2 separate regions of the Mus musculus genome follow, and region 2 is linked to region 1. Evidence: chromatin loops called from intact Hi-C (ENCODE). Cell type or tissue: heart. All regions are shown on one strand. Links, peaks and the distances in the headings refer to the core of each region. The heading gives the core; the rest is flanking DNA. Region 1 has its middle 4.2 kb from the start of Ttf2. Region 2 overlaps Mab21l3 (mab-21-like 3).

What was found. Peaks named below come from ENCODE experiments on the same cell type or tissue, not always from the same donor. Only the 100,000 strongest peaks of a DNase experiment are listed, where the experiment ranks them.
Region 2: a loop joins it to region 1, with 6 times the contacts of the local background. A loop is called at or near these places in 20 of 42 quality-filtered maps.

Annotation. Positions count from the first base shown.
Region 1 is chr3:100,969,708-100,978,042 of GRCm38, reverse strand. No RefSeq gene overlaps it. Among named protein-coding and RNA genes, the nearest start is that of Ttf2, 4.2 kb to the right of the region's middle. In heart, for the core only: CTCF peaks have their summits at 3,951 (motif pointing left) and 6,267 (motif pointing left); no DNase peak of the experiment used is centred there; H3K4me3 peaks cover 523 bases; H3K27ac peaks cover 517 bases; H3K27me3 peaks cover 500 bases.
Region 2 is chr3:101,808,043-101,816,377 of GRCm38, reverse strand. It overlaps Mab21l3 (mab-21-like 3), which reads left to right. Exons shown (of 7, transcript NM_172295.4): 7 at 1,126-3,302. The coding sequence ends at 1,359. Among named protein-coding and RNA genes, the nearest start is that of Gm33381, 16 kb to the left of the region's middle. In heart, for the core only: a CTCF peak has its summit at 3,577 (motif pointing right); a DNase peak (open chromatin) is centred at 3,587; H3K27ac peaks cover 614 bases.

The DNA.
Region 1 (8,335 bases), core at 286-8,285:
CACACAAAGGACTTCGTGCTCAGTGCTGGGTGGGAAAGGAATGGGACTCTCCCTGAAAGAACAGCAAGGAAGGTGCTCTGTGGCGATGCACAGTGTGGCTGACGTATGCTTGGGCTGAGGCCTCATGGGTGAGAGGCTGGACCCTTTGGAAGAATTGGGAGAAGCAGTGGGGATGGATGGTAAAGAGTGACCAGAGCCTTAGGGTGAAGGAAGGCTTGGCATTTGGAGAGTTGAGGGCGGATGGGGTAGGCACGTGGAACGCAAGAGACAGGAGGGTAGCAGGGAGGAAGGAGAACTGGACTGCGCCAGATCCTATGGACCCAGGGGGGTTTATATCTGTCTTCAATTACTAGAGAGCCACCGGGGAGTTTTGCTTGGGGAAACAAGAGTCAATCATGCTTTCGATGGTTGGTATTTCTTGAATATATCTTTTGTTTTTGAAATACTGTTTATTCTTTGAAGATTTTATACACTTATATAATGTATATTGACCATATCCATCCACTACCACCTCCCTCCAACTCCTCCTACCCCCACCTCACCTCCCTCCCAACTTCACGTTGTGGTTTTGTTTTTTTTTTTTTAATTATTAATACTTAGGAGGCCAACTTGCACTGCCTATCTGCACATGAGCATGGGACTAGCCCCTGGAGTATGAGCAACCTTCCAATGTCCTCATAGGACAGTGACTTCCCTCTACAGTAGCTACCAACTGTCAATAGCCTCTCTGATGAGAGCAGGTCCTCAGCTTCCTAGTCCCAAGCTATGTTAGACCTTTGACTGTCTCAGTCATGTAAAGGTCCTGCATAGGTAATCAGCTGCTATGAATTAATACATATAACAGCCATGACATGACCAACCTCAGCATCTCACAGATCTCCTGATTCATTGCCTATTCCTTCAAGTTCCCTAGACCTGTGCACATACCCAAAGGACTTCTCTCCTACTCCAGAGATAACTACAGATTCGTGTTCCTTGAGGCTCAGGTCACCATAGCTGGGCGATTGAGTCACTCAAGACGCCTTTCATGACACATGGATAAGAAAAATGCATCACACACGCACGATGGAGTATTACTCAGTTGAAAAGAATGAAATCACTAAATTTACAGGTAAATCTATGGAACTGGAAAAGCTACAGTGAGTGAGGCTACCCAGGTCTAGAAAGACATGTTGCATGCTATCTCCCACGTGTGGATTCTGGGTGTTTAACGTGGAGTGCATGTGGAAGCCAGGACACTAGAAACGGGCCACTGAGGGGTGAGCGCCTTAAAGGAAGATGGATAGTGAAATATGGGTGAAATGAAGGCAGAGGAGGGGAAAGGTTCAGCATAGGGGAGGTGGGGGTGGGGACAGTGCATGCAAAGCTACTATGATCATCTAACCCAAGACAACCTTTCCATTGCTCCTGGTTGCTCATCATACCCATGTCTGTCCATATTGCTGAAGGTGATACTCACTTCAGAGGCAGGGCATAGAGAAATCAATCTCGGACTGAGCAGGAAACGTTTTCCCTCATTGCTGAAGTACAACACAATCAGGCGGTACGTAGGCTGCTGCAGAAGAAAAGCACCAGTGGTGCTAACTAGCCCCAGCCCCAGCCCCAGCCCCAGCCCCAGCCCCAGCCCCAGCCCCAGCCCCAGCCCCAGCCCCAGCCCCAGCCCCAGCCCCAGCCCCAGCCCCAGCCCCAGCCCCAGCCCTAGCCCTAGCCCTAACACCAGCACTGGTCCCAGCGGCTACAGTGCCAACCTGCCCGGAAAGATGTGCATACTGGGGAAAAGTGTGGCATGACCAACTGCTTTCTGATCAGATCTAAGGCCCGATTCACAGGAAAGAGTTCATGACTGGTGTGGCAAACCTAGTCAAAAGCCATGGTGGGAGAATCATATACTCTAGAGGAGAACCCACTACTGTTGTTTTGCAGAATGGCCATCTTGCCGTACTGCACTGTAAACATTTGTTTATAGTCACAGACATGTGCTGCTCGCAGCTTTGGTCAGAGAGGCTTCTTTTGTGCAGTGGGTAATGGTTAACACAGACTCATAACTAACCTAAGTGCTGAGTATAAACAATGGAGCGCTCAGCTATGGGTGAGCATTTGCTCTGAAATAAAATAGTGCAATGCAGACTGCTCTATTCCAGCTCCTAGGTGAAGCCAGGAAGGAGCTGTGGGGTGCTATCACCAGATCTGTGCAGGTTGTCTCAGCCACTAAGAACCCAGCATCTGGAGGGGCTCAGAGGTGGTTAATCTTCAGAACTTGGGGTAACACATTCCTTCTCAACAGGAGAACTTAGCCTGTGCCCAAGTGCCATGTGTTACCACCCAGAGAAAAGGCAACTTGGGGCAACTGTGTATACAGCCACATCAGCCTTCTCATCCTGGTGTGTGTGTGTGTGTGTGTGTGTGTGTGTGTGATGATTATAGCCTTAGGGAAGCAGCGAGGAGTACTCCTGCATACTAAAAACATTAGAAATTAGGGTCAAGAATCAAGCTAGAATTAAGTAAAATACCTAATATGGAGAGAGCAAAAAGGAGAAAGGACTTAGCTTAAGTATGAAATTAGATAGAAAACAGAGGGTGGGAGGAAATAGAAAGATCCAAAGAAGAAAGGATTAATTACAGGACGGGGTTAAACAGCCAGGCTGAGAAGCACGCACATATAGAAGATTATGAAAGAGACAGACATGTTATCCTAAGGCCACTCTATGGCAGTGTAATGAGATTACATGGGAATAAAAATGGGGGAGGGCACCCCAAATCCTACCATCTCATATAAGCATAATCATTATGATTCTGGTGCACTCTCTTTGTCGCATCTCCCTGTGCACTTGCTTTTAATGGCATTTTTGGAGTTTTTAAATCATAAGAGCGATACATGCTAGTTGTACAGAGTAGAACAGCAGAGATCTGCCAGCTAGCCTTCCCAGAGGGATAGAAATAGAGCCGTGTAATACAGAGCTTTAAAAGTTTATGGTTTGATGTCTCAAAATATTGGCATGACTACAGTCGGAGTACACAAACAATATTGATGTGTTCCACTGTTCCATTCTAGTTTCTCTGATGTCCTTGGGGTGGACCACTGATACACTAGACAGTATGGCTGAATCTCAAAGGCATCACGTAGGGAAGCAATAGACATGCTCTGTGACTCCATTTATAGATGCTCAGAAGGCAACGTTTTGAAGATGGAGATCATTAGGTTGATCTCATTTTCAGGACCATAAAAATGGTCTTAAACTGTGGGGAGGGGCTTGGAGAGGGCACAGCTAGTGAAATTCTTGTCACATAAGCACAAGGACCTGAGTTAGGATCCCCAGCGCCCGGAGAAACCAGGTGTGGCTGTGCATGCAGACACATGGATCCCTGGAGCTTGCTGGCCAGCCACTCTAACCAAGGGATAAGACTCAGGTTCACCAAGAGATCACGCCTCAAAAACCAAGATGGAGAACGACAGTGGATGATATCTTATGTCAAGCTCTGCTCTCCATATGCGCACGTGCACACACACAGGCACACAGATGTATGTGTGCACATATACATTATACACATCATACCATATACAAAAAAAATGTTCTAAATCCAGTTGGCAATGCAACTCTACACGTTAAAAAAAATGCACGACGATGAATTATATACAAGTAGGAAAAACTGCTCTGAACAACTCTTGGCATCATATTTTAAGAACAGTGAAATTTGGAATCTAACACTGCAAAATTTTGGTACAACAAAATCATTTGTCAGACTGAATGACAGTTCAGCTATAAACAGATTTTTGCCCACAGTAACATCTTGATTGTTCCTTAATCAAAGGACAGGTTTAAAACTCTCATATATCTGGAAGGCACCAAACAAAATGAAATCGAGTGAGCAGTAAGGATTTGTTAGCAAAAGGAATGAAACAGAAGTGGGCAGGCCTTCTGCTTGGTTTTCATGTTAATAGGCTGCCACCTAGTGGTTTCTTGTAAAATGGCTTTTACATTTGTTTTATTTAGTCTTATAATTTGTTAAGCATGCCACTGCAAACACCTAGATGTTTGATGAAATGCAAGTGAACTATCTGAGTCACTGAATATATTTTAAAATTTAAAATTTTTGCCTGGCAGTGGTGGCATATGGTTTCCATCCTAGCACTTAGGAGGCAGAAGCTGGTTGATCTGAGTTCAAGGACAGCCTGGTCTACAGGGTTAGTTCTAGGGCAATCAGGGCTACAAAATGAACCCCTGCCTCAAAAAAACCAAAATTAATAATAATAATTATAATTATAATAATTTTAGCACACTATTTTTTGAGACGATATCCTACACATCTAGCTGTGTAACTCAGGCTAGCTTGGTCTCTCTATGTAGTTTGCCTTTAACTCAAGGCAATCCTCCTTCATGCTGGGGTTACAGGTGTGAGCCACCAGACCTGACTATGTTAAATCTTTAAACCTAGGAATAAAGAACGCGTGTTGCTAGGGTAGTTGTGAGCACTAAATAACAGCCCTCATCTTACAACACACCTCAGAGAAAGCTGAGATTTGACAACTTCCCTTCTCAGAATGTGCTGCAGGGCAAAGATCTGTCACATGCCAGTTAGAATGAGGCTCTCCGTTTGCAACAATCAAAATGCCCGAGAGTTTCAGAAAATCGGGTGCTGGATGGGGTGGTACTCAGTGATTCAGTACTAACTTAGCATGCTCAAGGCATCCTGGCACTGTCTCCTCACCCCTACCCCACAGAATAGGATACTTAGAACTGACAGCTGGCTAGAAACCCTCATATACAATAAATGAGACTTGCAGAGCTACTAGAATCTGACAACTGGCTTGAATTTTAAATTGCTGGATACTTTTAAAAATGATGCTGACAGGGGTGTTAAGGGGTTAGTGTCGGAGCGCACCCTCTCACCTCTAAGGAGTGCCCAATGAGGCTGACGTGTGTCAGCCAGCATGGTGCTGAGTATACTTGCTTTCAATTCCTCAATAACTAACATGAGTGTATTGTCCTGGATTCACAGATTAGGAAACCCATCTGCTTCAGGGTCACCACCGATTGTGAGTAAAGTGTGTCTACTACCAAGTTCTTCAGCCACTAGGCTATTTACTCAGCATGTTGGTATGCCTACCATTTACTTTCCACACGGAAGCTTCCAGCACCACTTACAGAGATGGCTCAGCGGTTAAGAGCACTAAATGCTCTTCTAGAGGTCCTGAGTTCAAATCCCAGCAACCACATGGTGGCTCACAACCATCCGTAATGAGATCTGATGCCCTCTTCTGGGGTGTCTGAAGACAGCAACAGTGTACTCATATAAATACATCTTTGGGCCAGAGCCAGCCAGGCTGGAGTGAGAGAAGTGTCTGAAGACAGCTACAGTATACTTACATATAATAAATAAATAAATCTTAAAAGAAAACAAGCAAACAAAAAACCCCAGCTCTCTTGAGACCCAATTTAGTTCTCATAAAAGTCACCTATTCTAAATCAAGCATGGAGATGCATGCCTATAAACTCATCATATAGGAAGCTGAGGCAGGAGAATTGTATTTTGAAAGTCAGCCTGGGAAACATACCCAGTTCAAGACCAGGTTGAGTTAATCCTAAGACTCTATCTCTAAACAAACAAACATAGCTTTTTTTTAGTTCAAGTGCAGTCACTGTCACAATCCAGCTACAAATTCCAACATAAACTGTGTTTAGGCCAGCCCATAAGTCAATAATTTCTATTGTTAACTTGTACATTTAAAACATCTAGATTTAGGATTTACTCAAACATTTGTTCTGAGTATGACAAGGCTATTAAGAAACCCAAAACTTACATCCTCTGCTTCATTCCAAATAGAAATTTATATACAGTTCATTCTCAGAGGTCTCTCCAGATGTTTTCAGGCTAAGAACATATATGAACTATATATGCACAAAACCTGTACTTGCTTGGCTGTCCCACTGGTCCAAAACCACCCCTGTTAATATGATCCGGGGTCTAAACGTTTTTATTTAGCACATCCTAGATTTCTAGAAGGAACATTTTTCCTTGCTGTATGTTATCTGTGTCCATTTTTACTTACTGGATGTGTGCAAGGCGGCTGAGCAGCTTCAGAGGAAATGGTGTCTGGAATGACGCATTTGAGACCTGGACTTTGTCTAGTCTCAAAGTCATCTTGTGCAGGAAAGAACCTGTAACCTGGGGCTGGAGAAATGCCTCCGAGATTAAGAGCTCTTGCTGTATGAGTTCAAATCCCAGCAACCACATGGTGGCTCATAACCACCTATAATGAGATCTGGTGCCCTCTTCTGGCCTGTAGGCATACATGGAAAAGAGGGAGATATATATCTATCTATATCTATATCTATATAGAGAGATATCACCAGACTTTTGGGTACTTTGTGAATTTTTTAAAATTCCACTCTTTTCCACCCCTCTCCTTTCCACCCCCTAACACTAGGTAGAAAAGACAAAAGGGCAGAGGGGGAAAGGGGTGACATTATTGTTAGACAACTTCCTGCTGATTAGGGGCGTCGAGTTTCTTGGGGCAAGTTTGAGCTTCTTCACCATCATATCTAATTTCTTCTTTTCATCTCTTTGCACACAACTGCTTAACAAATCACAGTCAACAGCATCCAACCGCTGAGCAGCCAATCAGTTCCTAGTATCAGGCCCTAGTATTTATATACCCTCTGAAGAGTCCCCAGAATTCCACACACTCTCAGAAACCATCTGCAGCTGGCAAAACCACACCCCTGTTAGAGCATGAGGCAAATTACAGTCAGCTGCTGTGGACAATCTGAAGCAGCCCCACCTGGGGTTAAAACAAACAAACAAACAAACAAAACATTCTTTATATTTCTGTGTTTTTTTAAAGAAACCAAAATTCTCACTACAAGAATCACCGTGGTCCTCTTTCCCCAAACCTTAGTGTTTGTGGTCTCCACCTCCTCAGATGGTATCCACTTCACATGCATATAATACAGATCTTGGAATTGCAATCTAGGAATAAAGAAAATCTGTTTGTATAAACTTTCACTGGAGAACTGGGGTGGGGCGTGCCACACTGCGTGCACTTGGAAATTCATCTCTCTCTCAAGCTCTCCGGGGTTTGCTGCTGACTCCATTCATCTTGACATTTATATACTATTTTATATTTATTTAAGCATTAGGTAGAGGCTAGTTCAGCTTCTTCCACTCAGTAAGCCCCTTGTGGTTAGAACAGTTGCTTTAAATGTATGCATTAAATGAACTTTATATTTCTCAAACACCTACTCCTCTTGGGACACCAAAAAAGCTATTTAGTAAGAACTGCTTAATTCATAAATGATACCTCGGGACTGTCTGGACTCTGAACTCCTAAAACATTTACAGCCTCCATATAGCCCAGACTTCTTAGACATTGCAGCTTTTCTGTCCTCATAGCAGTTGTGTGTGCCACTCCAAGACACATGATCTTCAACTGCTGAAATATGAAGTCATGGCTATTGCAGCCAAGCTCCGATAGTCATTCCTCACCTTCTGCTCACTGAAAGAATCCATTACAAGTTCTTTCCTTTCCTTTTCTTTCTTTTTTTTTTTCTTTTTGGTTTTTCGAGACAGGGTTTCTCTGTGTAGCCCTGGCTGTCCTGGAACTCACTTTGTAGACCAGACTGGCATTGAACTCAGAAATCTGCCTGCCTCTGCCTTCCAAGTGCTGGGATTAAAGGCGTGCGCCACCATGCGTCACTCTCGGTTTTTTAAAAGTACAAATGCAAAATAAGTTCAAAAGGTTTGACAATGCAAAACACACAATGTAAAATTAGTAAGCACGCAAGGTCTTGTATTGCCCTCAGGTTCTTCTCTCAGACCCAGGGCGTCCACACCAGGCGGTCCTTAGAACCTCACCAGGGGAAGGCAGCCTAAGACTCAAAGAGCGCGGAACCTGGAACTGAGATCTGTGCAGATGTTCAATCTTTGGTGACCCCGTGGACGCCCTGCACTCATTTAAAGGTTGCCCGGGGTCCTAAGGGAGTCTTTGTGCTTATTACAGACTATGCAGTAGATTCCCAAAGTTTTAAGGGATGCTCCCGCCTTTTGGCCGCCTCAAGTTGAAGTGTTCCCGCCCACAGTGGCTGCTTCCCGAGCAGGCAAGCGGCTCTGGCTCCCTCTGGGTCTAGTGGTTCCTCTGGAGTCTCCCAAGCTCAGCCTCGTCCACTTCTCTCCAAGTCCTGCTTTCCCCAAGCCAGGGAGCATGCCGGCGTCCTCACTGGAGCTCAGCCACGCCTCCTCACTCCAAGTTTGATTTCAGAGCGCGCCAAGCCTGAGGGAGACTGTAATTGGTTGAAAGTGAGAGACTCTCCCGCTTGATTGGTGGAGTGTTGTGGTG
Region 2 (8,335 bases), core at 229-8,228, 840 kb before region 1:
AGAAAAGGCACAGACAGGTTAGATGCTACCAAAGTGTGGTGGGGAGGACAGTGGGAGGGAAGTGAGGCTGAGTGGCAGGTCTGAGAGACCAATGAGGAGGAAGGTGAGCAGGTTGGGCTGTGAGTGACAGGGAGTATGCTGCCCCAGGTTGTGTCTGGCACAGCTAGCTGGATAAGCAGGTCTAAAGGCAGGTTTGTGGCGAAGGCCATGAGTTCAGTCTGGGCATGTTGAAACTGAGATAAGTTGCCAATACTCAAGACTAAGCAGGTCAGAGGCAGCGTCTGGGCTGGAGAAGGTACCATGTGAGTCCTCCATCTTACTGAGAAGGCGGCTCTGCACTGAGCTAGGCAGGGGAGGGACAAGAGCTGAAGGGGCCACGGAGGGACCCTCAGGGATGCCCAAAGCAGAGCAGGCACAGACGGCTAGGGTGCATAGGCAGTGCAGAGGAGTAGCTAGGATGAGAGGAGAAGCCTGGAAGACCATTGTCTTGGAGGCCAAAGGAAGAGTTGGTTAGAGAGGGAGGGTGTGGGCCAACTGTCCAATCCACTGACAGGCAAGCAGGGGTGAGGCTGAAAGGGCCTGCATAGTGATGGCTGGAGATCTTGGGCTAAGAGAGCTGCATTCAGGATTAATGGCAGGAGGTCCCCCACTGGAGTAGATGAAGGGACGGAGTGAGTGGGAGGAGAGAAATTAGGAGAGTGCCTGGACATGCAGGGGAGAGCAGGAGGCTCTGACCAGGCCAAGAGGCCATCTTCTAAGAGGGGAGTCGCTCCTATAGGGTTTCTGAGAGGCAGAGGCCTGTGAGCAAGTGATAGATACAGAAGGAAGAGACTACCACGTTGGCAGAACTCTCTGGTCCGAGAGATGAGGGCTTCCATGTACCCCTGCATGCTAGGAGGCAGAAAGCCTCTGCTTGGATGGCCCTATGACTCACCAGGAGAGTGTTGATGGTTGAGTGTCAGAGGAAAGGAAGAGAGAATAACTTGGAGGTGTGAGCCAGCTAGGGAAGCCCCAGGCCCAGGTGAAGCAATGGACCAGTAGTTCCTGGTGAATCCAGTTTTCCCAAGATGCCTTGTTCCTCCTCCCATGTAAACTCAACTTGTCCCAACATCTCTCTTCCCCCAGACCGTGCTCTTCTGGACTTGTGAGAAATACCCCCACCTCAAGGATTGGCAGGTCTTCCATCAAGCCCTCCTGCGCCTCGTCCGGAAGCTGCACAGGTGTGTGAGCCAGCACTTCCTGAAGCACTATTTTGTTCCAAAGAGCAACCTCCTTCAGTCAGCTAACCCAAGCGAGCTGGATGCGGTGGCCCAGAAAGTGGCCTTTTTCCTAAAGAACCCGCAGGTTGAGCTGCCCTGAGCTGGCCCAAGGAACCCTTGTTTCATTCCTTCCTGCTTGACTTTGTTCTCGGGGTGGTTCCTCTGTCAGCTGCCAGGATCCTGTGCTAGAGACAGCCTGCCAATGACAGAGAGAATGAACCAGGCCGTCAGCTAGCTCACCAGAGACAAAACTGCTCCTGCCCCAGGTCATACAAGCATTTCATCTTCCCTACCTCTCCTGGGGACGGCTCTCATCCAGTTTCCCCAGTGACTGATTCTCCATGCTCAGGAGATGGGCTCAGTGCAGGCCAGGCATTAGTCTGCAGATGGTGAATTCTCCAGCTGGCTAGACCAGAACCCATACCATGACAGACAGCCCACCAGTGGCTGGTGTCCTTTTTAACTCTCTGCACCCCAGCTCCAAGCAGAGGCCAGTGGGTCCCGTTCCTCTCTCAAGTGTGGGGAGTCATCATAAGTCTCAGGGAAAGTTCCAGAGAAGGACGCAGCTGGAACTCTACCTGTCGCCTGACTCGTCACAACCCCCTCTGCCACGGTCAAGCCTATAACTTGCTTCCATTTCAGGAGCGAGCTCTGTGCTGTGGCCTGGCATGTCCTTCACATCTGGATGTGAGCTCCATCATTTCACTCCCTCGCTGACACATAAACACTCACTAGGCACTGAGAATACAGGGACGCACAAGACAGACTCACTGGAGAAGACAGAAAGCAGACAGTAAATTGGTAAATTCTGTCACCACACACAGAAGGACGATCCTGAGGGAACGTGTGGACAGCTAAGAGAGACCAGAATGGTCACCTCAGGCAGGCTGGGAGGGATGGGTGGGCAGCTCTGGCTGTGAGAAGCTGGGGTGGAGTCGGTACTATTGTGTCCTGGGATCAAAGGTGCAACATTTACCTCCAACAAGAAGAAAGACTTTGTGGTCTGAAGCACATTTCAGATGATGGCTCTGGTGGTCATGTTAGGAGGGATCCTGAGGTCCCTGCTCTTCACCATGCAGAGACTTCGGAGCCCCACAGCATCGCACATCTGTACAGTCTGGGGATTGTGCTCTAAGAGCGAATGGCTTCCTTTGGCATGTTTTTAGTGCTTCTCAACTCCAGGGAATCCTTTATGAATTTTGAACATTCTTCCCAAATTTGCTTAACAAAGTAATATCCTTAAAAGCACAAACACTGCTTTGGAGGCTCTGAAGAAACCCCACGTGCGGAGGAACGAGCCCGAGGCCCCTGACGTTCTGAGCATGCGCCCTGCCAATGAGCTGCATTGGCTTTTTATTTAGAGGCTGGATCTCACTAAGTTACCCAGGATGGCTCTATTTTTTTATTAGTTTTTTATTAGAATATATTAATTATACATAATGATTGGTTTCATGTGATATTTTCATGCATGTATAAAATTTTGTGTATGAGTGTGTGCGCATGTGTGTGAACCAATGACTTGTATACGGGTTTCATCCAGGAACATGGATAAGGGACTAGTTACAGAGAATGGGCACCTTCTAGTGGCTACACCACTGAAGAAAGTGCCATTAATGGCTTATAAAGCATCAGGGAGAGATGGGGCCTTGTTAGCATTCTCCACCTGTGACAGAATGGTGACAGTCCAATTGTGTTTGAGTGAGCACGGCCTCTGAGCGTTCAATAGTGTCATCACTACGTTATAGCTGGAGACCGCAGTCCACAACCCTTCACCCTATCCATCAGCCATTCTTCCCCCCCATTCCATGACATTTCCAAGGCAAAAGCCTAAGACGGCTTTGAACTCACTCTGTAACTCAGGCAAGCTTTGAATTAACTTGCAATCCTCCTGCCTCTGCTTCCCAAGTCGCTGGAATGATAGTCCTGTACCACCACTTCTGATTCCGATTTGGTGAAAATCAATATTATTTTTATTCAAAAGTGCTGCAACAAAATAGTAGAAACCCCAGATTATCAGTCAGTAAATCAAAGTTTTAAACGGTTGAAAATGTGTCTTATGTAACCAGATGACTTTCCCCCCCTTGGAAGCACGAAAAAAGCAAATGCGATGTTAAAGCACCAAGACTTGCCTTCTAGTCATGGAGCTGAAAGATTACAATATGCAAAAGGGAGGCTGGACGTGCTGTTACTTAAAAACTGTGTGAAGTTTAGAGAGGAAGACCCACAGGCCTGTGAGACCAAGTGTTTTCCATTAGAGCTGTGCACTGTGGAAGTTGTAGGATGTTCTGTGGATTCCTGGCTGTTCCTACATCTGGCCAGCAGAGGCCAGCAGGCACTCACAAATGAAAAGAGCCAGGCCCTATGGGGCCTTCATTTTCAGGACTGTTAGTCTAAAAGGCAAACCAACCCAGCTTCCTGCAAACTGGTGGGTTTCCCCTGATGCTAAATTGCTGACCTTTTCTAGCGCCTCAGCTAAAGCTCCAATCTTTGCTCAATGCTGAGCTGTGAAAGGAGAGCCTGCCGAGCAGCCCCACCTGGACACCGCAGATGGCCAGCTTCAGCGCCAGTGTTTTTGAGGCTGGATTGCACAGTGCAGTGCAACAATGTCTGATCACAGCGCTCCTTAGCTTTGGTCAGTTTCTGTCGTCACTTTTACAATAATAAAGACCTGTTTGTGTGTCTCTGTGTGTGCATGCCACGTGCGTGCAGGTGCCTGAGGATTCCAGAAAGAGGGCACTGGATTCCCAGCACGGAGCCACAGGCAGTTACACACCACTCCACATGGGTGCTGGGAACTGAACTCCAAAGGACCTTTTCCATCTCCTGCCCACATCCAATAACGGGGCTATGCTTGCTCAGGGAATGGTAGGCCTTCAGATGAGCCTGACTGTGTGCCTCTCACCTGCAATGCTGGGTGAGCTCATGGCCTTCTCCAGTTGCTTGGCATCTCTGGGTCTCCAACTTCCCCGTCTCCCCAAACAGCTGCTGGAGCATAAGTCATATCCTCCCCAGTTCACTGCCTGAAACCCTAATCCCCCCATAGCCCACAAAGAAGCTGTTAAAGAGAGGAGGAAGTTAAAGTGCTGTTGCCTTAATCCAGTCTGGGTGGTGTCCTCAAAAAGGGACTAGGGTTCACAGAAGGGACACTAGAGATGAGCCAACGGGAGAGACGAGCCACTGGATGCCAGAGGACAGCAAGGACTCATTACAGAGACCACAGAATTTAGCCCTGCCCATACCTTGACCTTGAACTTGTGACTTCCAGACCCTCAAGAAAATAAATGTCTTTAAAAAAAATTCTCCCTAGAACATTGAAATCAATAAAGGGGACAAATAGATATGGAAACCTAGTCCTTGGTACAGGGTGATTTCTGTGGAAATATTTGTCATATCAGTGTCTTCTCCTCCCTCATGGTCTGCCACGCCTCATAGCCACACCATCCCAAACACACTCTTCATAACAATTAAAAAAAAAAAAAGCCATGGATGGTGAACGATGTAGCTCAGGGATAGAGCACATGTAAGCTGCTTTGAAGTTTTAACTTATTTTTCATATTAAATTCTGGAGTGTTTGATTTTAAAAAAAAAAAAAAGAATATAGGTAGGTCTATAAGAGAAAACAGTATAAGTGATCTAAACTGCCACTATAGAAAAGGTGTTTGCTGCGGAGACCCCCGTGGTTTCCACCAGAATGGGCAATTAACAGGACTTAAGAAAATGGTGTTAGTCAGAAACAACAGACCTATGGTGGATAGTAGACCCCATGGGTTTTGAAGTTTTAAAAATGCTATTCCTGACAAACACAGTGAGTTGTGCGGTGGTTTAAATACATATGCCCACCTTGGGCTTATATGTTTGAATACTTGATCCCCAGTTGGTAGGACTGTTTGAGAAAGATTAAGAGATGTGGCTTAGCAGGAGGAAGGGTGTCTGTCACTGGGGAGAGCTTTGAGGTTCCAGAAGCCCACCCGTTCCCAGTTAGGTCTTTCTCTGCCTCCTACTTGCAGTTAAGGATGTGAGCTCTCAGCTACTGCTCCAGCGCCATGCCTGCCTGCCTGCTGCCATGCTCCCTACCATGATAGCAGGTGCTGGGCTCTAGTCATGAGCCCCAAAGTAAACAGCCCCAAAGTATAAGTTGCTTTTGGTCATGGTCCTTTGTCACAGCCATTAAAAAGTAGCCAAGGAAGGTTGCTTGGTTAGGTTCACATTCTTAACCACAGAGAAGATCTGAGAGACCCCAATCTCTCCACGTTCTAGGTGGACAACTTTTAAGTCAGCATTTCCTCATTGTTCGATGTACATGCCAAGAAGATATGTAAATATAAATTTGAAGTTCAATAAATGTCAGGTCACCTGGTCACATGCTGCTTAACACTTCTGTATTTCTGCGTTCCTGAAGTGTTCCAACATTTACTGAACAAAGTGTTTTTAAATTTCCCATGATATTACAAGTTTTCAGCTTCTTACAGTTTTCATAGAACTTTTGTTTAATGTTGAGACTATGTTGTTAGGGACATGTAGGTTCAGTAGTGTTACTATCTGCCCAGCTTTCAGAGGCCTTTTCTAACTATGTATACACTTTGCTTGCATTTTGTTGGAGAGGCTCCATCTTATTTTCATTAGCGCCTCTTACCTTAGCTCTACCTTCTGGTCACTTCTTTTGCTTTTGAATCTTTTACTTTAATGGTGGAAGCTGAGTTCATCACACTGTGTTTTGGGGGGCTGTGTGTTTACGTTTCATGACTAAACACACATGTGGCTTGCTTTCTTCTTGTCTCTTGGATTCCAGCTGACCTCTCTATGCCTCTTGACCCACTTTATTGCCCCTGTTAAAATTAAGATCATTGTCTTTGTCACCCCCCTCCCCTCCCCTCCCCTCCCCTCCCCTCCCCTCCTTTCCTTTTCTTGCATCACTTCCTGGGACTTTCTTGCTTTGTCTAGGTTCTCTTAACAGTTACCTGGGCTATGAACTGGAATCCAGAGTTGGCCAACATCTCCACTCTAATCTGATGATGACGAGGATCTTAGCAGGCTGGGGTTCCCATCACTCCTTCCCTGTCTGCTACTGTCAGTAGGGATGTTGGTTTTAGCCCATTTGACACTCCATACACACAAGTACATAAACAAACATGGAGATTTTTTTTCTTATTCAATTACTTCATAAAGTCCAATTTTATTTGGTTCACACATTTAACACTACCTTTACTCTCTGGAATTTCAGTCCCTAATATGCACGCTAGCATTTTCTGTGTTGCGAGTCCTCACGCAGCAGGAACAGCAGGCTAGAATGAGCATTTTCATTCTTCAAAGAAATTTTCTACTCTTGGTTACACACTTATTCTTAGCACATTAAAATATGTCTTCTGCTATCTTCTGGTTTCCATTATTAAATCATCCAGTTGACCATTTGTCTACAAGGTATCTTTCTTTTCTTTCTGCTTTTAATACTCTCTCCCCCATTTTGTGTGTGAGTGTGTGTGTGTGTAGTGTTTCTCCTCTCTTTTTTTGGTTATTAGATTTTCTATTTTTGAAAAACAAGTTCCAACAATTCTAAGGAATCATTAGCATTTAACTCTAAAATGTCTTTACTCTTTCTTCCTATGGGAAATCTAAGGTGGTTGTGAAGTTAACTGGCGATACTACCCTTTGTGACTTTCAGCTTTGACAATTTACACTATTTTATCTCTCAGAACTGCATTCTGGATGGATATACATTTGCACCCGCCTTTCAACTGACTAATTCTCTCTTAAGCTGCATCTAATGTGGTATTGCTGTGTCCACTGAATATAGCTCTACTATTTTGGTTCTTATTTTAAGAGTCTGTTTGGTCATTTCCAAGATTTGTGCGATTAAGCTCTCGGGCAGTGGTTTTCAACCTTCTAACACCATGACCATGCAATGCAGTGCCTTATGTTGTGGCAACCTCCAACCATAAAATTCTTTGCTACTTCATAACTGTAATTTTGCTGCTATTATGAATCGTAACATAAATATCTAATATGCAGAATATCTGATATGCAATCCCCAAGTGTCATGACCCACAGGTTGAGAAACACAGTTTTGGGGTCTCCTGGTCATGGTCATGTTCTAAGCTCCTCTTTTACATCTTAAATATAATAAATGATTTTATTCCATGTAAGACCACTCTAATATCTGAAATCACCAGAGTGTCATTTCTGTTTTTTTTTTCATTTTACAATCTATGATAGTTTCTTTGTGTGCTTTGTTAATTTTTAATGTGGATTGTTTATTCTTCCTTTAAACATCATCTGTGGGGATTGTTTGAGGTCTAGATTGAAGCTGAACTACATAAAAAGACTGACTTTTAAACCTGCCAGTTATCCAACAGCACAGCCAAGATCATTTAAATTACATTTGATGCTTGTGCATTTTCAAGCTAACAAATAGACAAGTCCAGAGAGAAAGCATTCAAGATCACCTTGTGGTCACAGATCCTTAGGGGGTGTCTACATGATTTTTCTATCACCCAGTGATAATGCCTAGATGTCCAAGTCTCCTTCAGAGACACTTGCTCTCATCCAACCCATTCTGGAAATGTCGCCTTTTGACCCAACTTAATCGGGAGACTCCAGAAACTGCTAGGTTTCCCTCTCCAGCAAGCCATGTGCATCTTCCTCCATCCCTGGAGGACCATTGATGAAAGGCTGCAGACCTCCTGGACTCCACTCCTGGCCCCAAGGACCAACACTGCTGGCTACCTGTCTGCCACGGTTGGTTCTTGGATTTGCTTCATCTGGTGGAGAGCTATGTATTTCTACATCAAGAATGCGTTTAGGAAGGTTTTAGAATCCGTGCAGTTAACTCAGCATTGCAGCCCTGTCACGTGAGAAGGTGCTACCCTGAGGGCTAATCTGATAAACTACAGTCTGCAATAACCTGATCCAAGCCGGATGGACCCCCACGTCCCCATGCTGCTCTCTAACTATGGTCCCAAGTTAATATTCCCCACGTATCTAGGCCAAGCCATCCCCTTGACCCTGTAGACTTCGGCAGATCCGGTCTTGCCTCCCATCCCACCATCCCATCCCGATACACCAGCTCACCCCACGAGCTA